2 separate regions of the Homo sapiens genome follow, and region 2 is linked to region 1. A link is an interaction called in ENCODE POLR2A ChIA-PET data of the cell type or tissue named here. Cell type or tissue: A673. All regions are shown on one strand. Links, peaks and the distances in the headings refer to the core of each region. The heading gives the core; the rest is flanking DNA. Region 1 overlaps LATS2 (large tumor suppressor kinase 2). Region 2 has its middle 16 kb from the start of SAP18.

Region 1 (15,609 bases), core at 3,073-11,072:
CCAACCCCCACACACCCTGCAGATCTGAAGATCTCTTCTGGTAAAACCGAAAGGCCCCAGGGACAAACCCCCAGTCCTCCACCTGGTCACCCTACAGCAAAGCCCCCACTCTACAGGCCCCACCCTATAGTCCTTCCAATCAGCTTTTAGTACATCACTCCCAAACATGAAGAGCCAAGAGTGCTGAATATTCAAGGAAGTTTTCCAAACAAAGCCGGAACAAACAAACAAAAAATCAAATAGTGCAAATAACATGACTGTGTTTTCATAAAATTACATCAGTAAAAAAAGCACTGTCAAAGACACTGTGAACTCTGGAAGAGCCAATCCCTCAAGATGAATCCTGAGCAGCCAACTGGGCCTTAGTTGAAATTAGAACCAAGTGGCCATTTGCTGACTAGTCGTCACACATGTACTTTGAATTCCTGGAAAACCCATACCTCTGCTTAACTTGGGGACTTTCATAGCTGCCTGTTCCTGTTTACCCTGCCTGAACCAATCATAAGGTCTGACTTATGTTGACCAATCAGAGCTCAGCAAACATCAACCAATCAGAACTAAGCAAGTTTGACTCCTTCATTTGCATAAATGGACCTGAGTGAGAACATGGACAGAAACTTTATAAAACACAAACACTCCTTAGATTCTCTGGAATGTACCTTCAGTTTACATTGAAGGCTGCAGCTCCCTGGTTTGCAAACTGCTCATTGGAGTAAAGTCTTTTTAAATTCCTTTCCAGAAAACTTTTGTTCACACATATATCAACATGGTAATGGTAGCTACCTCATAGTGATGGTGGCATGTTGATTTTTGCAGAAATGCATGCCAATTAACCATCAAATCATCTTATATCAGGACCATGGCCGTTTCTACCTCCTCTCATCTCTTTCTTGGCAGTATTTTGAAATACCTGCTTTTCCTCACTTGTCCTGAATCAAAAACTGAAACTAGCTACTAAAGAAGGTGAGTATGTATCAACTTCTGGATGAAAGTTGGGATCCGCAGGTCCCCTCCACCCAATCCACAGGCCTTAGACCTCCATGAAATCTGGACTCTGATACTTTGCTACAAATGATCTAGACATATATTTCTCATGCTAGGAAACTCCTGTTTTTAAACTGGTCACTGTACCCACAAGTGGCAGAGAGCTAGGAAACTAAAAAGCAGAAAATATACTTTACAGTTCCTCAGGTCCAGCAACACTTTCTCTGAGAAAATGGTAATTTTGCATGGCTGAGTGACACCATGTGATGGATGACTGAACAGTGTTCTCATCACATGCTACTGGTGGAGACTTTGCCTTGGCCTAGGAATTTAAAAAATCTATTCTGCTTCTTTCCTGACTCTGGAAAATATAGGGGCAAAATACCAGCTGGCTGTTGTAGACTTAACAGAGTTTCAAAAATGATAGAATGTATTAATACAGTCATGCATTCCTTAAATATGGGGATATCTTTTGAGAAATTCATCATTAGGTGATTTCGTTGTTGTGTGAACATCATAGAGTGTACTTACACAAACCTAGATGCTACAGCCCCCTACACACCTAGGCTAGATGGTATAGCATATTGTTCCTGGCTACAAACCAGTACAGTCCTCACTTAACATCATCATTATGTTCTTGGAAACCTGCAAGTTTAAGCAAAATGATGTCTAACAAAACCAATTTTACCATACAGAGGGAGAATGTGCAAACTCCACACAGTGGCCCTGGCCAGGAATCATTTTTTTTTCTCATCAACGCTATAACAAAATGATCTTAAATGAAGCATGTTATTCAAACACCTGTTGCACAGCCTGAGATTGTAGTGAATACTGTAGGCAACTGTAACAGAATAGTGTTTATCTAAACATCTCTAAACATAGAAAAGATAATGTAAAAATATCATATAAAAGATTAAAAAAAATGCATATCTATATAGGACACTTAACATGAATGGAGCCTGTAGGGACTGGAAGTTGTGGAGGGTGAGTGAGTGAGTGAGTGGTGAGGGAATGTCAAGGCCTAGGACATTACTGGACACTTTAAAAGACCAGCAGTGCCCAGTGCTGTAGGTTTGTTTACACCAACATAAACCACACATGCGTAAGTAAGAGTTGGACTATGAAGTTACAGCTACAAAGCCATTAGCTAATAGGAATTTTCCAGCTCCATCACAATCTCATGGGACCATCATCATACATGTGGCCCGTGGTTGCCCGAAACATCGTTATGCGGCACTTGACTGTATTTATTACCAGGTGTTTCATTCACTAGGACCTTTTCTAGTCAAATTTTCTACCTAGTAGTGTTCCTATCTTATGATTCTTTTCTCCTAGAAAATGCTATTCATGGCTTTGTTGGATGGTAAACAAGTATGGTATAAGCGCTTTGCAGATTTTTTAAGGGAACGAGCAGAAAGAGAGGAAGATGGAATGAACAGCGCTAGCACAGGGCGGGAGCTGTGCGAGAAGCTGTGGGTGATTGGGTGAATCACACCCCCCCCCCACCTCCTAGGAAATAAGGGTTCCTAACCACATTTCAAAGATGAACAAACTGAGGCTAAAATAGATTAGCTTTTTACCTAAAGTTACAAAGATAACATGGATGAAAGAGGAGAGGTAAGGAGGTGGGAAGAGAAAATGCTCCAAGTACTTGTTTCTATTGCAAAGCAATTAGTTAAGGTATTGAGACCTTTTCCAACTCAGTAACTTCATGGTCTCTGATGTAATATTTCCTTCATTCAGTGCTGAGGAATACCAAGCAGTGTAAGGCTCTGTTCTAAGCACTGGGGATGCAGTGGTGACAGAGCAGATGAACATCCCTGTGCTCATGGGCATGCCACCCTGGTGCTGGGGTAGGTTCTTGTATATGAAGGTTCTCATGTGCTTGCCTGCTTAGGTGAGTTAGGCCCATCCGCTATGGTGACCATGAAGCAGGCTGCCTCCCAGGTTACCAACAGCTGCTCACCAGTTACAGCCTTGCATGTTCTGCCCAATTGGACCTGACAGCTGTCCTGGCTCAGTACTTATCCTGGCTCGATGCCTAATAATAATCTCATTTCTTGGACTATGACTAATGTGCATGAGGGAATATTAATGATTATACCTTATAAAAGTAAAAATTAGTGTTTGCTGATTCCAGAGTCTGTGGAAAAAGTCCAATTTTCTGTAGAGAAGATCCAAACGGCCAGGAAAGGCAATGGTAGGGTTACTTGGAAGGCTGCACACAGCAAGGTAGAAAGTCCTGGCCTTTGTTTAAAGGGCTTGACAGAGTTCCATGTTATCTACATCCCTTTCCCGTTTATGTTGGAACGTTCTCTTTATTTACTCTCTGAAATGTCCTTTTTCTTGTCCTCCCAATAAATTTGTACAGATCACTTAAAAATAAAATAAGGGCCAGGTGCAGCGGCTCGAGCCTGCAATCCCAGCACTTAAGGAGCCTGAGGCAGGAGGATCACTTGAGGCCTGGAGTTTGAGGCCATCCTGGGCAACACAGCAAGACCCCGTCTCTACAAAACAATTTAAAAAGGAATTAGCCAGGTGTGACCACACATGCCTGTGGTCCCAGCTACTCAAGAGGCTAAGATGGGAGGATCGCTTGAGCCCAGGAGATTGAGGCTGCAGTGAGCTATGATTGCACCACTGTACTCCAGCCTGGGCAACAGAGCAAGACCCCCAACTTGAAAACAAAAGAAGAAGAAAGAAGAAGAAGAAGAGGAGGAAGAGAAGAGGAGGAAGAGGAGGAGGAGGAAGAAGGAGAGAGAAACAAAGAGAGGGAAGGAAGGAAGGAGGAAAGGAAGGGAGGGAGATTAAAATGCCAAAGAATGTAGGAAAAACAGATAAAAGTATTTTTAAAAAGAACAAGAACAGGGTAATATGAGTCGGGGGCAGGGGGAAAGGCGCGCAGGTCACTCCCAGGTCACTCCAGATGGATGACAGGGCTCTCCCAAACCCAAGGCCTTTTCTTCTTGTTCTCCCACAGATGCCAGCAAACCAGGGAGGACAATTAGCATTGCAGCCGGCCACTCTCTCAGGCTAAACCACATCTCAATACAGAGACACATGAGCCAAAGACAGCCCTGACAACCAGGGTCAACAAACCAAAGGACCCACTCCTCACTGCCACCGTGGTTTGGCTTAGCTGATCCTGAAGTATGAATAAAGCACGGCCTTGGCTAAGGAACTGCCATAAAGGAAGTATTTCTGAGTGAAATGTATATGCTAGATAATATTTTTTTAGAAAACTACACACCAGGAAGGTTTTATGGCAATGCTGAGGATGGATGCTAGGAGGACATGAGAAGGAACGACGCTGACCATCCATGCAGCAACTGAAACAAGCTCTGCTGATTTCACTGAAGTGGAAAAATCTGTTTATGCAGCCAGCACTGCTGCCATCAGCCTGAAAGTCCAATGTGAGCAACAAAAATAAACATCACAGGGTCAAGGAAAGAAGAAATATGATACCTTTTTAAAAAAGAATGTTTGTTGAGTGGTTTAAGTTTACAGATTCAACCAAATGGAAACTCCTTTCTCAAAACTCACAAATACCATGCAACCTTCTTTTTCCAGCTGGGATGATTTAAACTATTCTAAGATCTTGTCTGCTTTATGACACGTTAGTTTTGAAAGGAGGTACTGACAGCATGTTTGTTGGCAGGTTGATGAGCCTCAACTGTGAGCTCCGGGAGGGCAGGCCAGGCCTAGTGCGCTCACCGCCGTATCCCTGGGGTCCAACACATGGCCTGGCACTGCTGGCACTCACGTGTGGGCTGAGGCAATGACTAACACTGATACAGAATTCTTCTTGAGTGTCACATGCACAGTGTTCCAGGGAAACTGTATAACTCTCTTGGTCCAGTAATATTTAGATTCCTATTGAAATGAGCTATCCTGTACTTTCTCATGAATGGTTAGATACACATTTTCTTACTCTTCTTCCATCATCAAATCTTTTTTTCTGAAGGGTTCTGCCATCAGCCTCTGGTGTGAGTGGGATTTGGGCTGTTTTGTTGTGACTGTCAGGATCCTGCCCTGGAAGAAGGCTCACACTGCAGACACACGAAGGACCAGGACCCTAGTGGGGACTGGACATCATACTCCCTTGTGGCACAATTTCTGCTGTGTATTTAAAGACATGTCCAATACATAGTTAAGAACAGCTAACTGTATAATTATCCATACTACACACACTGATTCACCACAAAACCCAAGGAAAACTTACTCATAAACTTGTCATAAGAAGATAAGCAAAATAATTTGGCTTCACTAATGCCCAACTTTTAAAAGTTTCCTAGGTAGTTGTTTTAAATAGGATTTGGGGAACTGTGAAAAATTAATTTGATTTTTTACAACCAGCAGTTTGCAAAAAGCTCCATTTACCTCTTTATATCAGTTCATCCCTCATTTTATTTATTTATTTATTTTTGAGACGGAGTCTCACTCTGTCACCCAGGCTGGAGTGCAATGGCGCGACCTCTGCTAACTGCAACCTCCGCCTCCCAGGTTCAAGCGATTCTCTCGTCTCAGCCTCCCGAGTAGCTGGGATTATGGGCACCCAGCATCATGCCCAGCTAATTTTTGTATTTTTGTAGACATGGGGTTTCACCATGTTGGTCAGGCTGGTCTTGAACTCCTGACCTCAGGTGATTTGCCCACCTCGGCCTCCCAAAGTGTTGGGATTACAGGCGTGAACCACCACGCTTGGCCTATTTTTTTGAGACAGACTCTCACTCTGTCACTCAGGCTGGAGTGCAGTGGTATGATCTCGGCTCACTGCAACCTCCGCCTCCTGGGTTCAAGCGATTCTCTCACCTCAGTCTCCCGAGTAGCTGAGATTATAGGCACTCGCCATCATGCCCAGCTAATTTTTATTTTTGTAGAGACGGGGTTTCACCATGTTGGCCAGGCTGGTCTTGAACTCCTGACTTCAGGTGATTCACCTACCTTGGCCTCCCAAAGTGCTGGGATTACAGGCATGAGACAGCGTACCCGGCCTATTTTTATTTTTTTTGAGACAGACTCTTGCTCTGTCACCCAGGCTCAGTACAGTGGCGTGATCTCGGCTCACTGCAACCTCAGCCTCCCAGGTTCAAGCAATTCTCCTGCCTCAGCCTCCTGAGTAACTGGGATTATAGGTACATACCACCATGCCTAATTTTTGTATTTTTAGTAGAGACAGGGTTTCACTATGTTGGCCAAGCTGGTCTCAAACTGCTGACCTCAAGTGATCTGCCTGCCTCGGCCTCCCAAAGTGCTGGAATTACAGGTATGAACCACCATGCTCAGCCAGTTCATTCCTTTAAAAACGGCCAGAAAGCTCTCTAAGAGACTTGATATGAAATTTCTTACACTTCACCCCAGCCAACCCCCAGGAAACAGCAGCTCTCTGCTGCAAATACCAAGGCGCCAAGAGCAGCCTCTCAGGCAACCCAGAGCAAAAACCAAGTGCTTTTCCAAACCAAGGGCAGGCAACTGATTTGTTAATTTCCCACTGTGAAATTCATCAGAAAACCTCTCACTAATAAAACTCCACACAACACCTGAACTAACTCTCTTTATCACGGCAGAGTCCTTAACTGCCTACCTTGTTCCTGTTGTTAAGTCCGGTTCCCCAAAGATAAGTAAAACCAACTTGCCCGATCCATGGCCATGCATCTGTTCTCAGACATAAGAGGGATTACAGCATCAAATCACTTATGAGAAAAAAACATTCATAACAACTCCCACAGAGGAAAATATGGCAGAACCGGAAACAAATTCATCTTCATTAGTGCTTCTTACCCAGATTTCTAAGGACTGGGAAGCATCCCAGTGGTGGTTACTGGAGGTGACCAGCCATGAACAAAGCGCCTGGCACTTGAATGGCAGCCAGCACAGTGAAATAAAACGGACGATAGCCATTAATCATCCAACTGTGCAGAAAAAGTTAGCATTCTATCTAGAGCTGTGTTTTACTGATGTTTGGTAGTTTTTTTCTTTTGTACTATGACTCACAATTTCATAAAAACACTTCCCTTACATAGAGGTGATGCAATCCTTTTTCTTTTTTTTGTTTTTAATTTTTGTAGAAATGGGGTCTTGCTATGTTACCCAGGCTGGTCTCAAACTCCTGGCCTCAAGCGATCCACCAGCCTCGGCCTCTCAAGGTACAGGGATTACAGGCATGAGCCACCACACCTGGATGATTCTTTACATTGTTATGTGCAACCCACAAAACTGATTATTTGATCTACTCAAGGATCTTACTGTGTAGTCTGAAAACCACTTCACTAAAAAATGCTTGGGTGTCATCAGCAACCAGTGCCTTCCCTTCAAAAGATGACTCATTTCTTTCTTTTTTTTTTTTTGTTTTTGAGATGGAGTCTCACTCTGTCACCCAGGCTGGGGTTAGTGGCACCATCTCAGCTCACTGCAACCTCCGTCTCCGGGGTTCAAGTGATTCTCCTGCTTCAGCCTCCCAAGTAGCTAGAATTACAGGCGCCCACCACCACACCCAACTAATTTTTATATTTTTACTAGAGATGGGGTTTCACCATGTTGGCCAGACTGGTCTTGAACTCCTGACCTCAGGTGATCCGCCTGCCTTGGCCTCCTAAAGTGCTGGGATTACAGGCGTGAACCAGCATGTCCAGCCTGATTCATTTCTTCATACTAATAATGTGAGACTATCCCTTCAATTAGGTGCCATGGTTTTCTTTATATCCTCCAAATTTAAAGCTACCATATGGAAGTGGGAAATGTGAGGCCAATTTAGTTTCATTCTTCTGAATCAATGTCACTCAGCTTCAGTAACACGTAGGATCACTGGCTAGTTTTGATCTGAGACTTTTAGGTAGAATACATGTAAACTGACAGTTCAAGGAGGTCTCTAAAACCTAAGGCATTCCTTCAGGCAGGTGTAAAATACTTAGAATTCACTTAGAAAGTAAACACTTAATTAAAAAATACTGTATGAAAATAAGTGAAGGCAAGTTTCCTTCAGACTTGGGACAGACCACACTACCCTACACAGGACATTTGTGACGTGGGTGTTGGGCGAGGTATGTGGCAATACTGAGGGGCATGCTACTGTCCATCTGGCAAGATGAGGAGACAAGGGTTGACATGGAAAAACAAAATTCTGCCCTGGGGCAGATGAAAAGTACTGCATGAGGCAGCTAGAGTTCAGAAGGGGAAGGGCTGGCTCCAGCTGGGTCCACCTGGCCTTTGATGAAAGGACAAGCAGGACCACCCTGGCAGACCACACCCTGCTTGCGCAGCAGGTCCAGGAAGACTGTGGTCGCTTCCCTGATGTCCTTCACCCAGGTGCCTGAGAGTGACATGCTGTTTCATACCAAGACTCTCCGAGCCTTCTTTTCTCAGAGTCCCTCTTTTTTTTTTGACACGTTGTCTTGCTTTGTCGCCCTGTCTGGAGTGCAGTGGCTCGATCACGGCTGACTGCAGCCTCCACCTCCTGGGTTCAAGTGATTCTCCTGCTTCAGCCTCCTGAGTATATAGGCATGCAGCACCATGCCCAGCTAATTTTTGTATTTTTAGTAGAGAAAGGGTTTCACCATTTTGGCCAGGCTGGTCTTGAACTCCCGACCTCAAATAATCCGCCTGCCTTGGCCTCCCCAAGTGCTGGGATTACAGGTGTGAGCCACTGTGCCTGGACCCGAGTCCCTCTTTACGACTAATTTTCCTTTCTACTTTTCTGCAGCCACTCTCTCACGCCCCTGTCCTGTAAATGGCCCAGTAGCTCTGTACGTGGGAACCAGACATCCTAAGTTTGAATCCTGGACCAGCTGCTTTCTCCCTATGTGGTCTAAGGGAGTTCCCTAATTACTCTGTATTTCCATTTCCTCCCGTGTACCTAATTTTTAATACATCTTAAGCACGTAAGACAGTGCTTGTTACCTGGTAGGCACCCAGTAAATGTTAGCTATTATATAGTCACAACATACAGCTGAAAGGTTTTAAAAAATGAACTGTACATATTAAATCACTTTGTATTCTCACTTGGATTTGTTATTATTATTATTATTATTATTATTATTATTATTATTATTATTTGAGACAGAGTTTCACTCTTGTAGCCCACGCTGGAGTGCAGTGGCGCAATCTCAGCTCACTGCAACCTCTGCCTCCCGGGTTCAAGCGATTCTCCTGCCTCAGCCTCCCAAGTAGCTGGAACTACAGGTGCACGCCACCACGCCCAGCTAATTTTTTTTTTTTTGTATTTTTGTATTTTTAGTAGAGACAGGGTTTCACCATGTTGGCCAGGCTGGTCTCGAACTCCTGACCTCAGGTGATCTGCCTGCCTCAGCCTCCCAAAGTGCTGGGATTATAGGTGTGAGCCACCGCATCCAGCTGGATTTGTTATTATTTTTAATCTCTCAAAAAAAAAAAAAAAAAAAAGGCGGCTGGGCGTGGTGGCTCATGCCTGTAATCCTAGCACTTTGGGAGGCCGAAGCGGGTGGATCACCTGAGGTCAGGAGTTCGAGACCAGCCTGGCCAACATGGCAAAACCCCATCTCTACTAAAAATACAAAAATTAGCTGGGGGTGGTGGTGCACTCCTGTAATCCCAGCTACTCGGGAGGCTGAGGAAGGAGAATTGCTTGAACCCAGGAGGTGGAGTTCGCAGTGAGCTGAGATCGTGCCACTGCACCCCAGCCTGCGTAACAGGAGTGAGACTCCATCTAAAAAAAAAAAAAAAAAGCCCTAAACTCATTTGTCTTCTCATTGGCATACTTTTCTAGAGAACAGGGAACACATTTTCATGCAAATGGCTCCCCACTTTACGAAAGTGGTTGAAGGAGAGTGGATGTACATCCTTTCCTTTCTAGACAGCTCCTAAAGTCAGTCAGTTCACATAAAATATACCTGAAAACACACCAATTCCCACTGTGACATAGGGAAGCCTGGCAAGATTCTTCATCAAAGCAAGGAGCTTCTGACGTGAGCAAGTCTAGCTCTCCACTACATCAGCCAAGTGAATATCTGAAAGTACACGCCCCCTTTCAGAGCTTGCACGAACAATTCTATTATTATCCTATTATTTGCCATTAAAAGTAATGACAAAAACCTCAATTGCTTTTGCACCAACCTAATACAACCAGAAAGAAAGCCAAAGCCTCACCGCACTGCCTCTAGGCACAGGGCAATTTACCCAGGAAAGTTAGGCCAGGAAGTAAACTTTTGTAACCAAAATAGCATTTTTAATTTACAAGACCTTACATCTACTTACTAAGGAAATGTTAAGGGAAAAAAATCACATTAATTCCTCTCGAGTACAGCTAGATGGCCATAAATGTTGTCCTGCTTAAAACACAGGACTTCAGACTGCCTGCATGTAGTCAGAATTCCTGCCATCCATCAAACAGCCAGGCCAGGTCTGCCTCTCTCCATGTAGGGACACTGTCCAGGGGCTAAAAGGTTGAAAATGGCTTTTTTCCACTAGGAAGGCTGTGGGGACATAAGCTGACAACTACCCTACATGGAACAGGCAACCCCGTCATGCAAGCAGGCCTCTCTCCCAAAGGCACCTCCATCCCTGCTGTCATGTGGCACAGATGAGCACACCTACTACGTCACAATGCAGTGTAGCCACGCCAGACTGGACCAAGGACACACTCTTAGCCTTCTCTTCTCTCCAAATTCACTTTATTATCTTTAAGCCACACATCCGTGGTTGGGAAGGTGTCCTTGATTCTTCAAAAATCAAAAGGCATCTCCTGATATGCTGTCTGGGATTTATTTTAAGAGTCTGAGAGGAAGAGAGGTGGGAGGGTTATAGATGAAACAAGACAGGCCGTGTGTGGGTCACTGTCAAAACTGGTCAGTGAGTATCTAGGAGTTCATTATTTCATTGTTTACTTGTGAATATGTTAAACATTTTCCATAATTAAAAGCTTTCTTGGTCAGGTGCAGTGGCTCACACCTGTAATCCCAGCACTTTGGGAGGCTGATGCAGGTGGATCACTTGAGGTCAGGAGTTCAAGACCAGCCTGGCTAACATGGTGAAACCCTGTCTCTACTAAAAATAGGAAAATTAGACGGGTGTGGTGGTGCGTGCCTGTAATCCCAATTATTCAGGAGTCTCAGGCAGGAGAGCTGCTTGAACCTGGGAAGCAGAGGTTGTAGTGAACTGGGATTGTGCCACTGCACTCCAGAGCCCGGGCAGCAGAGTGAGACTCTGTCTCAAAAAAAAAAAAAAAAAAAAAAAAAAAAAAGCTTTGTAAAAGGCATTTCTGATATGCACGTTTAAGTTTCTGGAGAAAACAAAACCCTTTGCCAAGTTCTTACTCCAGTGTGTTTAAATTTCACATTGTTAAGACGTTCAGGTTTCTTGTCAGCATTGCTCAAAGCTGCCCATGGTCAGCAGCTTAATTTTTGAAGAATTGAGGACACCTTCCCAACCACTGATGTGTGGCTTAAAGATAATGAAGTGAATCTGCAGAGAACAGCGAGGCTAAGAGCATGCCCTTGGTCCAGTCTGTTGTGAACAGTGCTGCTCCTGGGGTCCACACTGCAGTTATGCACTGTAGCCCTCACAGAGCCCCAGGGCACCTTTCACAGTGCCACAGAGACCAGTTCTGTCACCAAGCAGCACAGGGTGAAAGCTCCTCAGACTTCTCAAGCTGTTCTGACAGAGAAAAACCAAAAATCTTTACTTAGACTATCTGTTTCCACACTTTCTTCGTTAGAGGAGCTGATTTTTTTTTTGTGACTGAACTGAAAGTATAGTGGGCCCTGGGTGAAATAGAAAGATGAAATAGGAGAAAAGACTATTTTCGTGGGTTCTCAAACTTGTGGAGGAGCTCTGAAAAATACCAATGCCCAGAATCCACCCTGGACCAATTAAATCAGAACTTCTAACAGATGTGTATGTATGCCTGTGTGTGCATACATGTGTACATGTGTGCAACTACGTAAGTGTGTGAATATGTGCATGCATGTGTGCCTATGTGTGTGGACGTATGCATATGTGCGTGTGCATGTATTTGTATGTGCATGTGTGTGTGAGTGTGCATGTGTGTGAATATCTGTATATGCCTAAGTGCATGTACTGAGTCAGGACTGAGAACCATTGCTCAAGGCCATGCATGCACCTAGATGGCCTCAAGTTCCTCAAACACAACCCCCACTAGCCCCGAAAGCCTAAAATCCCTGACATCTCACTTTTGTACTGCACGGTTAGAAGGTTCTTCCTGTATCCTGCAAAGATTGGTCCAGGTGGACCTTGGACCCACTGGCCCTTGTTCTAACCACGCAAAACACACCTTGTCCCTCATTCAAAATGTTTGAAAAGATCAAATGAACTGTACCAAAGTCAGAGGAAAGCTTTTTGTTTATTGTCAGAGTGCTTTTAGGAATCCCGCGTTTACTGCCTGAGCCACAGAAATGTAATACTGAAGGGGGAGAGAGATGAGGACTATGAAGCAAACACACACAAGGCCAATTTAGATATGAGAGTGGGGATTTATGTGTTTTTATAATACTGGAGTGGGTATAAACAGAGCTATCCACCCTGCGAGAGAATAAAAGATCCTCATTATGTTCATAAAGGGATTTTGCAGATTATTTCCTGCTTTAAAGGAAATAATCATGTTTCCTAGAACACATCTATAATCTTCATCATATACAAATAAGCAATAGACTCCCCTTCTTCACTCTCCAGCTGGACGCTTGGGCAAGGGTGTTTTGATTTTCTCTGATTAGCCAGGAAAGGGGGTGTGGGGGAAGCCACCCTCACCCTCTAGTCCAGCCCAGCAATCCCACTGCATGCACCTGCAGAGCCCCAGGGGGGCAGTGTCGCTCGAGCCGGGGACTCCTTTCCAAAGATCGCTCCCGGCATCCATAGCGCTGCATCGAGGGCTCCGGGCTCCGAGGGCTCCGAAGGCCGGGGAGTGGGACCAGCTCCCACACAGGAGACGCAGCTCAGGGCTTCTACATTTCTAGGAATGCTAAAAACCCAATTTTCTTAATTCCTTTTTTTTTTTCTTTTTAGAGATAGGGTCTCACTACGTCCCATCCTCCTGCCTCAGTCTCCTGACACACTGGGACCACAGGCGCTCGCCCCCTCTCCAGGCCCAATTTTCAGTGTGAAAGCTCTTGGTTCTTAAAAGTTGGAAAGACATTTTTAAAAAACTTGTAAGACACCGTGTGGGTAGAATAGAACCCAACTGCAAGTACACGGACCCCTGCACTTCCCGTCCTTGGCCTCTGTTCTCGAGGCGGGGCCAGGACTCTCCACGCTGCCGGAGAGCCCAGACAGTGTCTGAGATTGATGGTCAATAACACAGCAAGGTCTTAGGATTTCAAAAGGATGGGAGGGAGGTCCACCAAATGACACATTTTCTATGACTGGCTTTAAAAAAAAAAAAAAAAAAAAAAAAAAAAAAAAAAAAACAAACCTCGGCCGGGCGCAGTGGCTGACGCCTGTAATTCCAGCACTTTGGGAGGCTGAGCCGCGTGGATCACCTGAGGTCGGGAATTCAAGACCAGCCTGACCAACCTGGAGAAACCCCGTCTCTACTAAAAATACAAAATTAGCTGGGCATGGTGGCGCATGCCTATAATTTCAGCTATTCAGGAGGCTGAGGCAGGAGAATCGCTTGAACCCAGGAGGCAGAGGTAGCAGGGAGACGAGATCGCACCATTGCACTCCAGCCTGGGCAACAAGAGTGAAACTCCCTCTCAAGAAAAAACAAAACAAAACACAACTCAGGGGGCTTTGGAAAACAAGCAGGCATCCTCGGGAAGGGCCCCCCAGGGAGTTTACAGACCTTCCCCAGAAAGGTTAAAGTGTCTCGCTGTGCAAAAAAAAAAAAAAAAAAAAAAGAAAAAGAAAAAACAGCTTGAAAAATAACAGGAATGGGCCGGGCATAGTGGCTCACACTTGTAATCCAGACACTTTGGGAGGCTGAGGGGGAGGGATCACTTGAGGTCAGGAGTTCAAGACCAGCCTGGCCAACATGGTGAAACCCATCTCTACTAAAAATAAAAAAAAATTAGCTGGGTGTGGTAGCACATGCCTGGTAATCCCAACTACTGAGGAGACTGAGGCAGGAGAATTGTTTGAACCTGGGAGGCGGAGGTTGCAGTGAGCCGAGATCGCGCCACTGTACCCCAGCCTGGGCGACAGAGTGAGACTCTGAATGATAATAATAATAAATGATAATAAATAATATAAAAGTTAACCCTTTTTAGGTTGGCTGGACTTTCAGTGGGGTTCAGTGGCGGTTCTCGCCAGGGCATATCTAAAAGTTGAGTATGGCCCTGCGGGAGCTCTTCCTGCATAGCGCCTCACGGATGACATCTCACTTTGACGGTCATCACTGACCAGCACCGTGCTGTCCCACAGAAATGTAACTCGAGCCACATGTGGAATTTTCCATTGTCTTATACCCACATTAAAAAAAAAAAAAAAAGTACTGATGTTAAAAGATGTATATTTCAACCCAATACATCCAAATATTAACATTTCAACAAGTAAGCAATGTTAGAAATACTGACATTTTATATTCTCTTTTTTGCACTATGTCTTCCAAATCGGGTGTGTATCCTATACTCACTGCACACCTCAATTGAGATGAGCCCCATCTCAAGGCCTCCAAAGCCACGCATGGCCTGGGGCTGTCCCCACAGGCTCAGCCAGGCCCAGAGACACGCACATTTATGTACAGCCCTGCAGACCAGGCTTCCCCCATAACTTTTTGCCTGGTTTTGTTTTTTGATTCATTGATTTTTATATATTTAACAGGTTACTATCAATTATAATCAGTATTCCTTTATGGCTGATCTACTACTTGCTACTCCCATGAAGTCTGTAAGACACCTTTAATGAGGTATAATTTATGGTCACGGGGCCAGGTGCGGTGGCTCACCTGAGGTCAGGAGCTCGAGACCAGCTTGGCCAACATGGCGAAACCCCGTCTCTACTAAAAAAAAAAAAAAAAATACAAAAATTAGACGGGTATGGTGGCAAGCACCTATAATCCCAGCTACTAGGGAGGCTGAGGCAGGAGAATCGCTTGAACCCGGGAGGCAGAGGTTGCAATGAGCCAAGATCATGCCACTGCACTCCAGCCTGGGCGACAAGAGTGAGACTCCGTCTCCAAAAAAAAAAAAAAAAAAAAATTATGGTCATGAGTGAGGAAGAGTTTCTGGTTGGCACCTGAGGGGGTCGGACACGGACATGGGATCATTTTCTGGAAGACCTGTGGAGGGTTTCTTGAAAGGAACAGTACCAGCTTATTCAATAACTCTACCTTTTGGTGTCATGCAGGATGGATCACTTAGGTTTTATTCCTCTTCATGACACGTGAGGTAGTATGCTATGAAACTCTGTCTCATCGTCATTAGGTCTGCACTCATTGACCCAGACAGGTTCAGATCTTGCCTGACACTGCTCACAACATTATTTGGACATACTAAATGTATGCTGGTCAGCTGGTTCATACATGGTGAGGTCTCCTGTCCTCTGCACGGAGGAGGAAGTGAAATTATTGCTGTGACCCCTCAGTGTTCCAGGCTAGAAAAAAGCAGAGCTGTGGAGATGCTACTGATGGCCATACGGCCCTGTACGTCTGGGTTGATTTTTTCACCAACCGTGACTCTCTGACTAGGACTAGATTAGGGA
Region 2 (15,609 bases), core at 4,029-12,028, 110 kb after region 1:
CAGAGTGACACATCACATGGGAGACTCAGCCTACTGGCAAACTTCCTGATTTATTCAAAGTATACTGCGGGATGTAGTCTTGTGGCAAGTGGGCTGCAGAGATGCTGAGTACCTTGGTAGAAGCACCCAGGGCCATCCCCTACAGGTGGTCAGGCATGTGGGTGCATTGACATCAGCCTGGGAAGCCCTCACGTTGCTATTGTGTTATCCTTCCTCCCTGTGGTCCTGCTCCCCGCTTCCCATCCCCCTGCAGTCCCTGAAGCTTCTGCCCAAGGGCATTTACTCCACCCCAATGCTCCTCCATGCTCCTTGCTAGCCAAGCAACACTTTTACTCAACCAGAAAAAGGCAAGCCAGCTGGCGCGGTGGCTCACACCTGTAATAGTAGCACTTGCGGAGGCCAAGGCAGGTAGATCACTTGAGGTCAGGAGTTCGAGACCAACCTGTTCACCAACATAGCCAAACCCTGAGTCTACTAAAAATACAAAATTAGCTGGGTGTGGTGGCACACACTTGTAATCCCAGCTACTTGGGAGGCTAAGACAGGAGAATCACTTGAACCCAGGAGGTGGAGGTTGCAGTGAGCTGAGATTGCGCCATTGTACTCTAGCCTAGGTGGCAGAGTGAGACTCCATCTCAAAAAAGAAAGAAAGAAAAAGGCAAGCCTTTCTTCAGACCCCTTACCACATGCTACCGGACACGGTCATAGTCACTGTCCTATTTGATGACAACTACAATGGGACGGGGCTCACACAGAGTGGTGCAAAACACAGTTTGCACAACCATGAGCAGCAGCTTTTTATGCTGTCTATGGAAAGCTTTGACTCTGCAGTTAATCTTTCTGAGATTCCCATTTCCTGCTACTTTGGCCAACAGACATCATACGAGTTAGTGGGCCTTTTTATAGAACAAAACTGATATTAAAGCCAATAACTAATCAAAGCCAGATTCCTAAAAACATATCTCACAAAACTGCTGTCACACAAGCACAAAAAGTAGTTGCCCCACTACCCTCACACCTAACACATGGCACTTAACAGCATTTCCTAAGTGTCAGACATTGTCGTTAGTGTTCTACAAATATTAACTCATTGAACCGCATCCTCTTAGCAATCTTATGAGGCTGCCATGATTATTTCTCTATTATAGATGAGAACTCTGAAGCATGAAAAGGCCAAGTGTCTTGGTCCATATTGTGCTGTTATAGCAGGATACCTGAAATTGGGTAATATACAAAGGAATTTCTCACAGTTCTGGAGGCTGGGAAGTCCAAGGTCAAGGCAATGGCATCTGGTGATCTGGTGAGGGCTGTATCCTCTGGAGGGGAGGGATGCTGTGTCCTCATATGGCAGAGGGTAGAGAGGCAAATGGGCAAATGCTACATGAAGCCTCTTTTATAAGGGCCTTAATCCCATTAACCAGGAAGGAGTCCTCATGGTCTAATCACCTCTTAAAGGCCTACCTCTTAATACTGTCACATTGGCAACACCTGAGTTTTAGAGGGGACACATTCAAACCACAGGACTAAGTAAATTCCCCAAGGTCACCCAGAGTTAGCAAGTGGAGAACCATGAGCAAATCCAGGCAGCTGGCCTCAGAGCACTACACAATGCTTCCTTTGTTTGTTTGTCTTGGGGTTTTTCTTTTCTTTCCTTTGTTTTTTTTTTTTTGAGGGTCTCACTATGTTGCCCAGGCTGGTGCCTCCCAGTTTCTTATTTCCATTTTTACTTATTATTTCACTTATTTTTATTTTCACTCAATGAACACATCCAAAAGCCTAAAGCCATCTTTATATAGGCATTATAAACAGATACATTTTTGAAATTTATGTAAATCCACACAAGTGGTCGTGGAAAAATGGTGAATGTAAGCAAAATTAAAATGACTGAGAATCTGCATTTGCATTACCTGGGTTTGGAAAGCAAAAGTGTGGGAGTTCAGCATGGTATTTATTCATAATTTAAGAATCGGAAAGACACCATGCTCAGTATTTCCTGTCACTCACCTCAGCCCTAACCAGTTGGGACCACCCAGTCGCCCCAAGAATGGAGATTTTTCACTGAACTTTCTGTTTGGGAGGCAGCACCCCTCCCACCCAGCGGCTGCTCCCTAGCAGCTGCCACATTTTCAGCTGGGGAATTCCAGCTTTGTCTTGTCTCTGTGGCAGGCCACCAGGAGCCGTGCTGGACTGCAGTCGAGGCACAGCCTGATGATACTGATCTATAATTACTGTTTGTCCCTTGTAACTACACTTTTAAGCACTGTCAAGAAACTACTGTACCTTTTGTAGTATATTCAAAGCTAAAGTGGAAGATCTTAAAGATTCCCATTCTATTTATAAAGCTATGATGACATCATGTCCTTAGCAATGACAAGTTCTGCGCATATGAAATTTATAACATAGATCAAGTTTTGAGAATTTTTACCTTGTTCCTAGAAGTCTAATTGAAGACGTAACTAACGTAACCACCTTTGCTTCATATTTACTTTTTCCATATGTTCTTAAGTGTAATAGGTAGGACCAATTTGTTGGCCACTCATTCATTCATTCATACACAGTTTCAACCAACATTTGTTGAATGTTAGATCTCGGGCACAAGCTATGCCCTAGGATGCAGGAAAAATAAAACAGACCCTACCATCCTGGAGAAAGAAAGAAAAGAAAGAACACTGGGCAAGTGCCACTTAACTCTGTGCCAGGCATTGGTCTAGAAAGACTGACATGGTAAAAAATAATTAGAATAGTTTGAAAGATTTAGGAAATCATCATTCAAGATTTTGTGGGTGGCTGGGTGCAGTGGCTTATGTTTGTAATACCAGCCCTTTGGGAGGCCAAGGCAGGAGGATCGCTGTAGACCAGCCTGGGCAACATAATGAGGTCCCATCTCTACAAAAATACAAAAATAGCTAGGTATGGTGGCACACACCTGAGCCTGGGAGGTGGAGCCAACAGTGAGCTGAGATCGTGCCACTGCACTCCATCCTGGGAGACAGAATGAGACCATGTCTCAAAAAAAAAAAAAAAAAAAAAGTGGGTACAGGAGGAAGGAATGATGAAGTGTCCTGCGACTTGCAATCACAGGCAATGGTTTATCTTTTCTAATTTCATGTTTCTTCCATGTGATCTGGGACTCTTCTTTCCTCCATACACAGGACCTCTTCAAATGGGGAGATAATTTATGAGCATAAACTATCAACAATTAAGCTAAATCTCAAACACAATCTCAGTTTACTCAGCATTCCTTTGCTTTTTCATTTTTTGTTTTTATTTCTTGCTTGAGTGGTTAATATGCCTACATGGTTCAAAAATAGTATTTTTAGGCCGGGTGTGGTGGCTCACGCCTGTAATCCCAGCACTTTGGGAGGCCAAGACAGGCAGATCACCTGAAGTCAGGAGTTCGAGATCAGCCTGGCCAACATAGCAAAACCCTGTCTCTGCTAAAAATACAAAAATTAGCCAGGCGTGATGGTGTGTGCCTGCAATCCCAGCTACTCTTTAGGCTGGGGCAGGAGAATCAGTTGAACTCAGGAGGCGGAGGTTGCAGTGAGCTGAGATTATAGCACTGCACTCCAGCCTGGGCAACAGAGCAAGACTCCATCTCAAAAAAAAAAAAAAAGTATTTTAAAATATAACTAAATGTATTTTCATATATTATTTATATATTAATATATTACATGATTAATATTATTAAATAATTTATTGTATTAATAATAAATAAAATATTTTTATTAATAATAAATGTTTTATTAGTAAATATAAGGTTTATAAAATAAGTACAATAAGTATAAAATATTAATAATTATATTTACGTGTATATATACATATACATACATAAAATAAGGTATACAGTCTCTATAGGTTTCTACTTGTATTAGTTCCTCATGGACCTTTCCTATGTTCATTCATGAACAAACCAATGCAAATGTGCTTACTTACTCCTCCCCCTCCCCGTTTTATAAATAAAATGTAGCGCTCTGTCTACAATACTCAGCACGTTGCTTTTGTTCATTTAATGGTATATCCTGGACAATGATAATATCCTCATTATTTTTTACTGCTGCATTATATTCCTTTTTGTGAATGGGCCATAGTTTATTTAACCAAACTCTGACGGATGAGCATTTGGGTTTTTTAGTTTAAAGTCTTTTGTTGTGTCAAGCTTGTAACCATAGCCTTTTGTATACGTGTTTGTGTATCTGAATGATTAGTACTCAGAAAAGGGGTTGCAGAGTCAAACATATTTTTAAGTTGGATTAAATACTGCATTGACAAAGTGTTCCCTATTGGGGTGGTAACATTTTACATTTTCATCAGCAACTTAGGAAAGCTCCTGTTTCTTCAACGTTTGGGTTTTTGCTGATGCAATAGGTAGAAAGCAGTATTTCCGTCAAGTTTTAATGTGCCTACTTTTCTCTTACATGAGAGAGGTTGAGCATCCGTTCATTGATTCCAGGGCCATTTGCATTTCTTGTTCTATAAACTGTGTCCGTTGCCCATTTTTCATTTGGATTAATCTTTTCTATTTCTAAGAACTCCTTATAAGTCAGAGAGGGCCGGACAGATTGGCTCACACCTGCAATCCCAGCACTTTGGGAGGCCAAGATGAGAGGATTGCTTGGGCCCAGGAGTTCGAGACCAGCCTGGGCAACATGGTGAAACCTTGTTTCTACAAAAAAATCTAAAAAAATAGAAATTAAAATAATAATAATAAGAAGAAGTTAGAATAGCCCCGTGTCTGTGGCATAGTTTCCAGTATCTTTTTCTGGTTTGTCGTTTGTTTGCTGCTTATAGGCAGGGTCTTGCTCTGTCATCCAGCAGGAGTGATGTGGCACAATCAGGGCTCATTGCACCCTTGAACTCCTGGGGTCAAGTGATCCCCTCTGCCTCAGCCTCCCAAGTAGCTGGGACTACAGGCATGCACCACGCCCAGCCATGTCATTTGTTTTTTAACTTTGCTTATGGTGATTGATTTTTATGAAGTGGGATTATTCGCTCTGTCGCCCAGAATGGAGTGTAGTAGCACGATCATAGCTCTCTGCAACTTCAAACTCCCAGGCTCACGTTATCCTCCCACCTCAGCCTTCTGAGTAGCTAGGACTACAGATGCGCATCACACCCAGTTAATTTTTTATTTTAGTAAAGACAGTTTTGCCATGTTAGCCAGGCTGGTCTCGAACTCCTGACCTTAAGTGATCCACCTGCCTCAGCATCCCAAAGTGCTGGGATAACAGGTGTGAGCCACCATGCCAGGCCAATGTCCCCACTTAAAAATGCAACATCTATGCCTACCCAAACACTCCAAGCCCCTTACCCTGCTTTACCTTTTCCACAATGATCACTTCATAATATAATCTTTTTTTTTCTTTTTTTCTTTTTTTTTTTTTTGAGACAGAATCTCATTCTGTTGCCCAGGGTGAAGTGCAGTGGTATGATCTTGGCTCACTGCAACCTCTGCCTTTCAGATTCAAGTGATTCTCGTGCCTCAGCCTCCCAAGCAGGTGGGATTACAGGCATGCGCCACCACACCAGCTAGTTTTTTAATTTTTAATAGAGATTGGGTTTCACCATTTTGGCCAGGCTGGTCTCAAACTCCTGACTTCAGCTGATCTGCCCACCTCGGCCTCCCAAAGTGCTGGGATTACAGGTATGAGCCACCATGCGTGGCCGCTTTGTAACATGATCTATTATTCACTTATTTATTTTCTTCTTTTTATTGCCTGTCTTCTTCATATGACTATAAACTTCACTGGGACAGAGTTTTTTTCTCGTTTGTTTACTGAACATCTGCAGAGCCTAAACAGAGCCTCAAATGCAGGAAGTATTCAATAAATATTTATCAAGTGGATGAATTCAATTTTTGTTTTCTTTTTCCATTGGAGTTGGAGGTTTTTTTCTTATGAATTCTTTACATATTAAAGATATTGGCCGGGCGCGGTGGCTCATGACTGTAATCCCAACACTTTAGGAGGCCAAGGCGGGCGGATTGCCTGAGGTCAGGAGTTCAAGACCAGTTTGGCTAACATGGTGAAACCCTGTCTCTACTAAATATACAAAAAAATTAGCTGGGCATGGTGGTGTCCATCTTTAATCCCAGCTACTTGGGAGGCTGAGGCAGGAGAATGGCATGAACCAAGGAAGTAGAGCTTGCAGTGAGCTGAAATCGCACCACTGCACTCCAGCCTGGGTGACAGAGCAAGACTGTCTCAAAAAAAAAGATATTAGCCCTTTTGTCAATATGTTATATTTTTCTTAGAATATGTGTCCAAAAAAAGAGAATATGTCTCCCACTTTTCCTATGCATTTTCTTACATTATGGATAATATTTTATGAGCTGTATTATAGATATTTTCCTATACTTAAAAAAAATTTGGCCTGGCACGGTGGCTCATGCCTGTAATCCCAGCACTTTGGGAGGCTGAGGCTCCCTCCTCAATCCCAGTAGGCACCATTCCCACCATTGTGTCTCTCCCAGTGGCCACCTGCATTCACAAAGCATTGCCTTTATTCCTGGCACACACAGATAATAATTGAGGTCACTGTGTGATCACTGCATGCTATGCCCCTCCAGGATCCCATTTCCACCAAGAGGAGCTTGCCACTGCCTTCCAACCCAACCACCTCAGACAGCCAACCCCAGAACCTCACTGCTTTGGCCTTAGGGTTTGTTCCCCGCCCCGCCCCCACAACCTCCGCCCCTCCCCCCTACTCCCCGTCCCCTGCCCCCTGCCAGATTCCTATGTTGAATAGTCCCCACTGTGTTGGTATTGAGAGTTGAGATCATTGGTAAATGATCAGGTCATAAGGATGGACTCCTCATGAATGTGATTAGTGTCCTTGTTTCTGTTACAGGCTGGAGTGTAGTGGTGTGATCTCTGCTCACTGCAACCTCTGCTTCCCAGGTTCAAGCGATTCTCCTGCCTTAGCCTCCCAAGTAGCTGGGATTACAAGCATGTGCCAACCACACCCAGCTAATTTCTGTATTTTTAGTAGAGATGGGGTTTCACCATGTTGGCCAGGATGGTCTTGATCTCCTGACCTCATGATCCACCCACCTCGGCCTCCCAAAGTGCTGGGATTACAGGTGTGTTGCCCAGGCTGGAATGCAATTGTGCAATCTCGGCTCACTGCAACCTCTGCCTCCTGGGTTCAAGTGATTCTCCTGCCTCAGCCTCCTGAGTAGCTGGGATTACAGGCATGTGCCACAACCCCCAGCTAATTTTGTATTTTTAGTAGAGACGGGGTTCCTCCATGTTGGTCAGGCTGGTCTTGAACTCCCGACCTCAGGTGATCCGTCTGCCTCGACCTCCCAAAGTGCTGGGATTACAGGAGTGAGCCACTGCACCTGGCTCTCCCTCTGTCTCCCTCTGTCACCCGGCTGGAATGCAGTGGCGTGATCTCAGCTCACTGCAACCTCACCTCCCGGGTTGAAGCAATTCTCAGACCTCAGCCTCCCGAGTAGCTGGGATTACAGGCACCCACCACCATGCCTGGCTATTGTTTGCCCTTTTTTGCCCTTCTGCCATGTGAGGACACATAGAAGGTGCCATCTAAGAGGAACGGGCCCTCACCAGACACTGAATACCTGGCTCCTTGATCTTGGACTTCCCCACCTCCAGAACTGTGAGCAAGACATTCTGTTGTGTATAAATTACGCAGTCTAAGCTGTTTTGCTACAGCAGCCTGAACAGACTGAGACACCCACATTTGAGAGTTGTTTCCTGGGGCCACTTCTGGCACCAAACACGCAGTGTTCAATTGGAAAAACAAACCATTCTAGATATTTTAAGCAGAAAGGGATTTAAATTACGGAATCAGATACTGTAAAAACTGCTGGCAGGTCTAAAGGAGCAAAAATCCAGGGAAGTTTGTCAAAACAGCATGAAGAAAGATGCTAAGTAGCATGAAAAAATCCAGGAAAGTAAGGTGTTAGTTTCCAGGTTCATCATGACAGCTATGGGACGGGGACCTAGGAAATTGCTGCCCCCTGTTCCCTGGTCAGAAACCTCCATGATGCTCAAACGCCCAACAGGGAGGGGCAGCCTCGCAGCGGGTGCCTGGAGGTGGCTGCAAGGCCTCAGGTGTGCTGAGGTCCCCACATGCCCCCTGCTTGCGGCCTCGGCATCCCTTTGTCTTTCAAATAATGCAGGAGTACCTAAACTTGGTCCTTGGCAGAATGTAAATCCTGGAACCCTGGAGGCAAGAGGGTCTGGGAAATGCAGTTCTAGGATTCCGAGGAAGGCAGTGGAGATAAACCGTGGCTGAAGATAAAAAGAGGGAGAGAAAGCTCCCTAATGTCTAGCACACTCCATTAGAAACCTGGCCGGGCGCGGTGGCTCACGCCTGTAATCCCAGCACTTTGGAAGGCCGAGGCGGGAGGATCACGAGGTCAGGAGATCGAGACCACGGTGAAACCCTGTCTCTACTAAAAATACAAAAAAAAAAAAAAAAAGAAAAGAAAAATTAGCCGGGCATGGTGGCGGGCGCCTGTAGTCCCAGCTACTCGGGAGGCTGAGGCAGGAGAATGGCGTGAACCCAGGAGGCGGAGCTTGCAGTGAGCCGAGATAGCGCCACTGCACTCCAGCCTGGGCGACAGAGCGAGACTCCATCTCAAAAAAAACCAAAAACCAAACAACAACAACAACAAAAAACTTCTTTCTAATCAGGAATTCAGCTCTCTTCATTATACTCACTCTTTCTGTGAATCTCCTGACCCCCCCCCCCGCCCCCCGACAGGCTATTTCTCAGGGCCTGGTCCACAGGCCAGGTGTGCCCCATCCCAATCCTACTAAAATGTGCTCTCTGCAGGCAGCCTTTTTAGGACCACCATTAAGTACGCTGACAACCAAAACTTTCCTTTTCTCCAAGCTGTGAAGCTAAGGTTTCTGGAGTTTCCAATGGTTGCAAAGCCCACATAACTCGCTGAGCAACTGAGCTTGTGTCTGCTCCCCCTGTGCTGGCACACTGCCCAGAGTGGCAGCTTGCGAAGTCAGGAGCAGGATGGGGCATCTGAGACGGCCCTGCCTCCTCAGTACGCTTCAGCACACTCCAGTGTGTGAGTACAAGGCAGGAAGCGCTGGCTGCTGTCATTCCCTTTGTCCTGAAGAATGACAAATAGTCCACTGTAGGGTCCCAGCGGCTTCCCTGCCATGCCCAACTCATACCCTCAGTATAAATTACAAATTTACAGTTACACACCCTACCATCATACCTTAGCAGAGAAAAAAAATTAAGCTGAGTTACAAACTAGATGTTATTAAAAGCCTAAAGATTATGGTTACAAAGAAAAATATAACTATTACAAATTCTCAAGGCTTAATTATTTTTTCTTTGTAAAGACAGGCAGGCTGGACACAGTGGCTCATGCCTGTAATCCCAGCACTTTGAGAGGCCGAGGTGGGCGGATCACCTGAGGTCAGGAGTTCAAGACCAGCCTAGACAACATGGTGAAACCCTGTCTCTACTAAAAATACAAAAATTAGCCAGGTGTGGTGGTGTGTGCCTGTAGTCCCAGCTACTCGGGAGGCTGAGTCAGGATAATCGCTTGAACCTGGGAGGCAGAGGTTGCAGTGAGCCAGGATTGAGCCACTGCACTCCAGCCTGGGCAACAAGAGCAAAACTCCGTCTCAAATAAATAAATAAAGGCAATTAAAATGTAAATTTGTAAAACAACAACAACAACAACAAAATAAAGGCTTGTGATACTACCCACCAGAATAGATCAAGCAAAAATTTGGATCCGGTAATTTTTTTTTTTTTTTTTTTTGAGATGGAGTCTTGCTCTGCCACCCAGGCTGGAGTGCAGTGGCGCCATCTCAGCTCACTGCAAGCTCTGCCTCCCGGGTTCACACCATTCTCCTGCCTCAGCCTCCCAAGTAGCTGGGACTACAGGCGCCCGCCACCACGCCCAGCTAATTTTTTGTATTTTTTTAGTAGAGACGGGGTTTCACCATGTGAGCCAGGATGGTCTTGATCTCCTGACCTCGTGTGGATCTGGTAATTTTTAAGTCTTAAAAATTCTTTGAACTCAGAACTGTAAATAATGAAGAGATGTCCAAAGCATTGGCAGGCCTTGCACAGAAATTTCCTGGCTGCTTGAATTTCAAACCTCTCGCCTTCCCAAGTCAGTGAGCACCAAGCTTTGGGAATGATTCCCAACCCCAGGGAGCCCTCGAAACAGCTGAGGTCCTGGGCTTTCCCTGGAGGTGTTGGTTTCCGTTGTTTGTTGTTATTGTTGTTTTAAGATTCCCAGGTGCTTCTAATATGCAGCCACAATTGAAAACCTCTGGTTTAAGGGTTAAATAAGGCGGACATCTCAACTGTTTTCATATTGCTACTTCACTACTTCTACTACTCCCAGAAATAATCTAGTAACTATTTCCAGTCCCACAATGTAATGGTCTTGAACTGATGCCATTTAAAGTTGTGTTCACCTGGCCTGTAACAGCCACCTTGACTCCTTTCATAGCCTGGGGTTGTGGCTGACTTTTGTGACTTTCCCTGAGTGAAATGGTGTGTGCACTAGAGTTACTGTCTTCTCTCCTGGCTGGCCATTTTGAAATACCTTCCACATACAATACATGCCTACTTATTTGCTTTTTCTCCCTTTTCGTTGATCAGGACTTAAGAGTTTTGAAAGTTGATTAAAATAAATATTCTTCAGAACTTGAATCTGGCTGTCAAGAATGTGAGTGAAGCCCCATACAGTGGCTCACACCTGTAGTCCCAGCAGTTTGGGAGGGCAAGGCAGGAGGATCACTTGAGCCCAGGAGTTCCAGACCAGCCTGGGCAACATAGTCACTCTGGTTGGGGCATGCCCTCTGCACCAGCTCTGGGAGGTGATTCTGCCTGTTTTGCTGACTGCCCAACCTCACAGAGTGGTTGTGTGTTTTTCTAAGCCTAATCGATCAGCCTTCTTGGTGGTTCTATGAGCTGCTTTTTCAGTCCATTCCTTTTCTTAAATTGGCCAGAGTCCTTCCATGTTTGCAAGAAGAATCCCAACTGCTATGACTCTTATTCTAATTAAAATAAAATTCAAACTCCTGTCATGGTCTCAGATAGGTGACCTGGCCCCTGCCCACATCTCTGGCCTTTCTGTCCTTTGTCCTCCCTGCTCCAGCCCCTGGCCTGGCTTCTTTTTTTTTTTTTCCTTTTTGAGACAAAGTCTCACTCTGTCCCCCAGGCTGGAGTGAAATGGCGCAATCTCGGCTCACTGCAACCTCTGCCTCTCGGGTTCAAGTGATTCTTCTGCCTCAGCCTCCTGAGTAGCTAGAATTACAGGTGCCCGCCACCACGCCTGGCTAATTTTTTTTATATTTTTAGTAGAGACAGGGTTTCACCATGTTGGCCAGGCTGGTCTCGAACTCCTGACCTCAGGTGATCTGCCCGCCTCGGCCTCCCAAAGTGTTGGGATTACAGGCGTGAGCCACTGCGCGTGGCTGGCCTGGCTTGCTTTCATTCTCCCTACATGCAGCCTGGGCCATCTCAGCCCCTTCCCAGAGCTCACCTTCTGCCTGCAAGCCCCATCTCCCAGATCTCCAGGCTGTCTCTTCTCATTTGGCATCACTTCAGGGCCCTGTGTGTTTCTCTTTCTCTTTTTTTTTTTTTTTTTCTGAGACAGGGTCTTGTTCTGTCACATAGGCTGGAGCGCAGTGGCACAATCATAGCTCACTGCAGCCTTGACCTCCTGGGCTCAAGTGATCCTCCTACATTAGCTTCCCAAGTAGCTGGGACCACAGGTGCACACTACCATACCCAGTTAATTTTAAAATTTTTTTGTAGAGATAGGGTCTTACTATGTTGTCCAGGCTGATCTTGAAGTCCTGGGCTCAAACAATCCTTCTGACTCAGCCTCCCGAAGTGTTGGGGTTATAGGCACGAGTTTCCAGTTTATTTGGGTAAATACCAAGGAGCATGATTGCTGAATTGTATGATAATAGTATGTTTAGTTCTGTAAGAAACTGCCAAACTGTCTTTCAAAGTGGCTGTACCATTTTGCATTTCCACCAGCAATGAATGAAATTTCCTGTTGCTCTACATCCTCAGCATTTGGTATTGTCAATGTTTTTTATTTAGCTGCATAAACAATCATGTCACCTGCAAACTACAACAGTTCTTTTTTTTTTTTTTTAAACTAGTTTATATAAATAGAGACAGGGTTTTGCTATGTTGCCCAGGCTAGTCTCAAACTACTGGGCTCAAGTGATCTGCCTGCCTCAGCCTCCCAAATTTCTGGGATTACAGGCATAAGCCACCATGCCCAGCCAGTACAACAGTTTTAATTCTTCCTCCCCAATCTGTCTACCTTTACTTTTCTTTTCTCATCTTGCATTAGCTAGGACTTCTAATACAATATTAAAAAGCAGTAGTGAGAAGGGACATCCTTTCCTTGTTCCTCATCTTAGGGGGAGGACTAATTTCTCACCATTAAGAATATGATGTTAGCTGTAGGCTTTTTGTAGATGTTCTTTATCTAGCAGAGGAAGTTCCTCTTTATTCCTAGTTTGCTGACAGTTTTTTTTATCATGAATGGGCGTTTGATTTTGTCAAATGCTTTTTTTTATATTATTGATATGATATTATTTTCCTTCTTTATTATTATTATTTTTTTGAGATGGAGTCTTGCTCTGTTGCCCAGGCTGGAGTGCAGTGGCCCAATCTTGGCTCATTGCAACCTCCGCCTCCTGGGTTCAAGTGATTCTCCTGCCTCAGCCTCCTGAGTAGCTGGGATTACAGGCACCTGCCACCACACCCGGCTAATTTTTGTATTTTTAGTGGAGATGGGGTTTTTGTATTTTGTTTTGTATTTTTAGTAGAGACAGGGTTTCACCATGTTGGTCAGGCTGGTCTCAAACTCCTGACATTGTGATCCGCCCACCTCGGCCTCCCAAAGTGCTGGGATTACAGGTGTGAACCACCACGCCCAGCAACATCAGCTGATTTTTAAATATTGAGCCAGCCTTGCATACCTGGGATAAATCCCACTTGGTTATGGTTTTTTAATACAACATTGTTGGATACAATTTGCTTATATTTGTTGAGGATTTTTGCCTCTGTGTTCATGAGAGATACTGATCTATTTTTTTTTTTTAAGCCAGGATCTCATCTTGTCACCCAAGCTGGAGTGCAGTGGTGCAATCCTGGCTCACAGCAGCTTCAGTCTCCTAGACTTAAGTGATCCTCCCACCTAAGCCTCCCAAGGAGTGGGGACTATAGACATGCACCACCACGCCTGGCTACTTTTTCATATTTTTTATAGAGATGGGGTTTTGCCATGTTGACCAGGCTGGTCTCGAACTCCTGACCTCAAGTGATCTGCCCACCTTGACCTCCCAAAGTGCTGGCATTACATGTGTGAGCCACTGCGTCTGGCCCTAAAATGTCTTTAACCATGTAACACATATTTTAATACCAGTTATACATTTATTTGGGAGCGGTGGCTCACTTGTGTAATCCCAGCACTTTAGGAGGCCTCTACAGCTTGCCTCTGGTAAATATGTTGCTGACACTCTGCAGACTCTTGAGGAAGTAGATGTCTGTTTGAAAACCATTTTCCATCTAATCATTCAAATGCTTAAATTAGGGATTAAAATGAGAGACATTTCAACTCTCTGAAAAGACAATGCCACCCCTTTTTCTGTTCCACTGGCTTAAAAGTAAGTGGGTTTCCAAATCCTACACCTTAGGGTCTAATTGGTGGGAACAGCCTAGTAATTTATCCAACTGTTCATTGATATAATTCAATAGGCATTAACTGAGCACTAGCTATGTGCTAGGTAGGCTCTGTGGACTGGGCTAGGAGCTGGGGATGCAGAGGTAAGACAGAGCCTCTGCCCTCAGGCAGTTTACATTCTATAAAGAGAGGGTGACATAAGTCACATAAATCAGAAACGAGAGATGCTATGAGAAATAAACAAGCGATTGCTGATGGAGGAGGGAGGCAGAGAGAACTCTACATTACTAAAGCTGAGAAAGGCCTCTCTGAGATTACTTTGATAATAGAGTGAGTGAGGACTGAGGATGGGACAAGGGTGTGGGGGAAGATTGTCTCAGGCAGAGGAAGCAGCAAATGTTAACGTCCTGGTCTGGTAGGGAAGGCCCACAGGGCTGCAGAGCAGTGAATTAGGAGGATGGCGGGAGAGGAGGGTGGAGGAGTCATCAGTATCTTAGTATGGAAGTTAGCTTTTGTTCCAAAGTACAATGGATACTTTGAAGGTTTTTAATCAAGGGATTAGGACTTTTAAAACACTACCCCTCTGGCTATAGCGTGAAGAATGCCAGTAGGGGTGACACAGCAAGAACAGTTAGGAGGATCAGGACTGATTCATGGCAGCATTGCCTGTAGTGCTGATGCCAAACAAGCACTTGTGCTCATTTGTAAAAATACAGAGTTCTGGCCAGGCTGGTGGCTCATGCCTGTAATCCCAGTGAGAGGTGAAGCCAGCTGGACTTCCTGGGTGGAGTGGGGACTTGGAGAACTTTTCTGTCTTACAAGAGGATTGTAAAATGCACCAATCAGCACTCTGTAGCTAGGATTGTAAAATGCACCAATTAGCGCTCTGTAGCTAGCTAGAGGTTTGTAAAATGCACCAATCAGCACTCTGTAAAAATGCACCAATGAATGCTCTGTAGCTAGCTAGAGGTTTGTAAAATGGACCAATCAACACTCTGTAAAATGGACCAATCAGCGCTCTGGAAAATGGACCAATTAGCAGGACATGGGCAGGGACAAATAAAAGAATAAAAGCTGGCCATTCCCCCTTTTTCCACCGCCCCCTGCTTCCGCCAGCAGTTGCAACCAGCTCCAGTCTCTTTCTGGGTTGTGGAGGTTTTGCTCTTTCCCTCTTCCCAATAAATTTTGCTGTTGCTCACTTTTCGGGTCCCTGCGGTCATTAAGAGCTGTAACACTCACTATGCCATCTTTAAGAGCTGTAACACTCACCGCGAGGGTCCGTGGCTCCGTTCTTGAAGTCACGGAGACCACGAACCCACCGGACACCAGCACTTTGGGAACCCTTGGAGGCTGAGGCAGGTGGATCACCTGAGGTCAGGAGTTCTGAGACCAGCCTGACCAATTTGGTGACACTCTCTCTCTACTGAAAATACAAAAATTAGCTGGGTGTTGTGGTGTGAGCACATAATCCCAGCTATTTGGAAAGGGAGACAGGACAATTGCTTGAACCCAGGAGGCAGAGGGTGCAGTGAGCGGAGATCGTGCCATCGCACTCCGGTGTGGGAGACAGAGACTCCATCCCCCCTCCAAAAAAAAGAGGTTTTTTTTTGTTTTGTTTTTGTTTTTGAGACGGAGTCTTGCTCTGTCACCCAGGCTGAAGTGCAGTGGCGCGATCTCAGCTCACTGCAACCTCCACCTCCTGGGTTCAAGCGATTCTCCTGCCTCAGCCTCCCGAGTACCTGGGACTACAGGCGCCCGCCACCATGCCTGCCTAATTTTTTTTTTGTATTTTTAGTAGAGACAGGGTTTCACTGTGTTAGCCAGGATGGTCTCGATCTCCTGACCCTGAGATCTGCCCGCCTTGGCCTCCCAAAGTGCTGGGATTACAGGCATGAGCCACCAAAAAAGAGTTCTTAAGATAGCAAAAAGTAACCACCTGG

What was found. ChIA-PET counts read pairs that join two places held together with the same protein. Peaks named below come from ENCODE experiments on the same cell type or tissue, not always from the same donor. Only the 100,000 strongest peaks of a DNase experiment are listed, where the experiment ranks them.
Region 2: POLR2A ChIA-PET joins it to region 1 with 14 read pairs; 2 of 35 experiments call an interaction of 5 or more read pairs at or near these places.

Annotation. Positions count from the first base shown.
Region 1 is chr13:21,010,308-21,025,916 of GRCh38, forward strand. All of the region lies in intron 2 of LATS2 (large tumor suppressor kinase 2), which reads right to left. Among named protein-coding and RNA genes, the nearest start is that of LATS2, 43 kb to the right of the region's middle. RefSeq lists an enhancer at 7,257-7,396. In A673, for the core only: no CTCF peak of the experiment used is centred there; DNase peaks (open chromatin) are centred at 6,784 and 7,274; H3K4me3 peaks cover 624 bases; H3K27ac peaks cover 2,819 bases.
Region 2 is chr13:21,116,034-21,131,642 of GRCh38, forward strand. No RefSeq gene overlaps it. Among named protein-coding and RNA genes, the nearest start is that of SAP18, 16 kb to the right of the region's middle. RefSeq lists an enhancer at 13,971-14,479. In A673, for the core only: no CTCF peak of the experiment used is centred there; a DNase peak (open chromatin) is centred at 8,988; H3K27ac peaks cover 340 bases.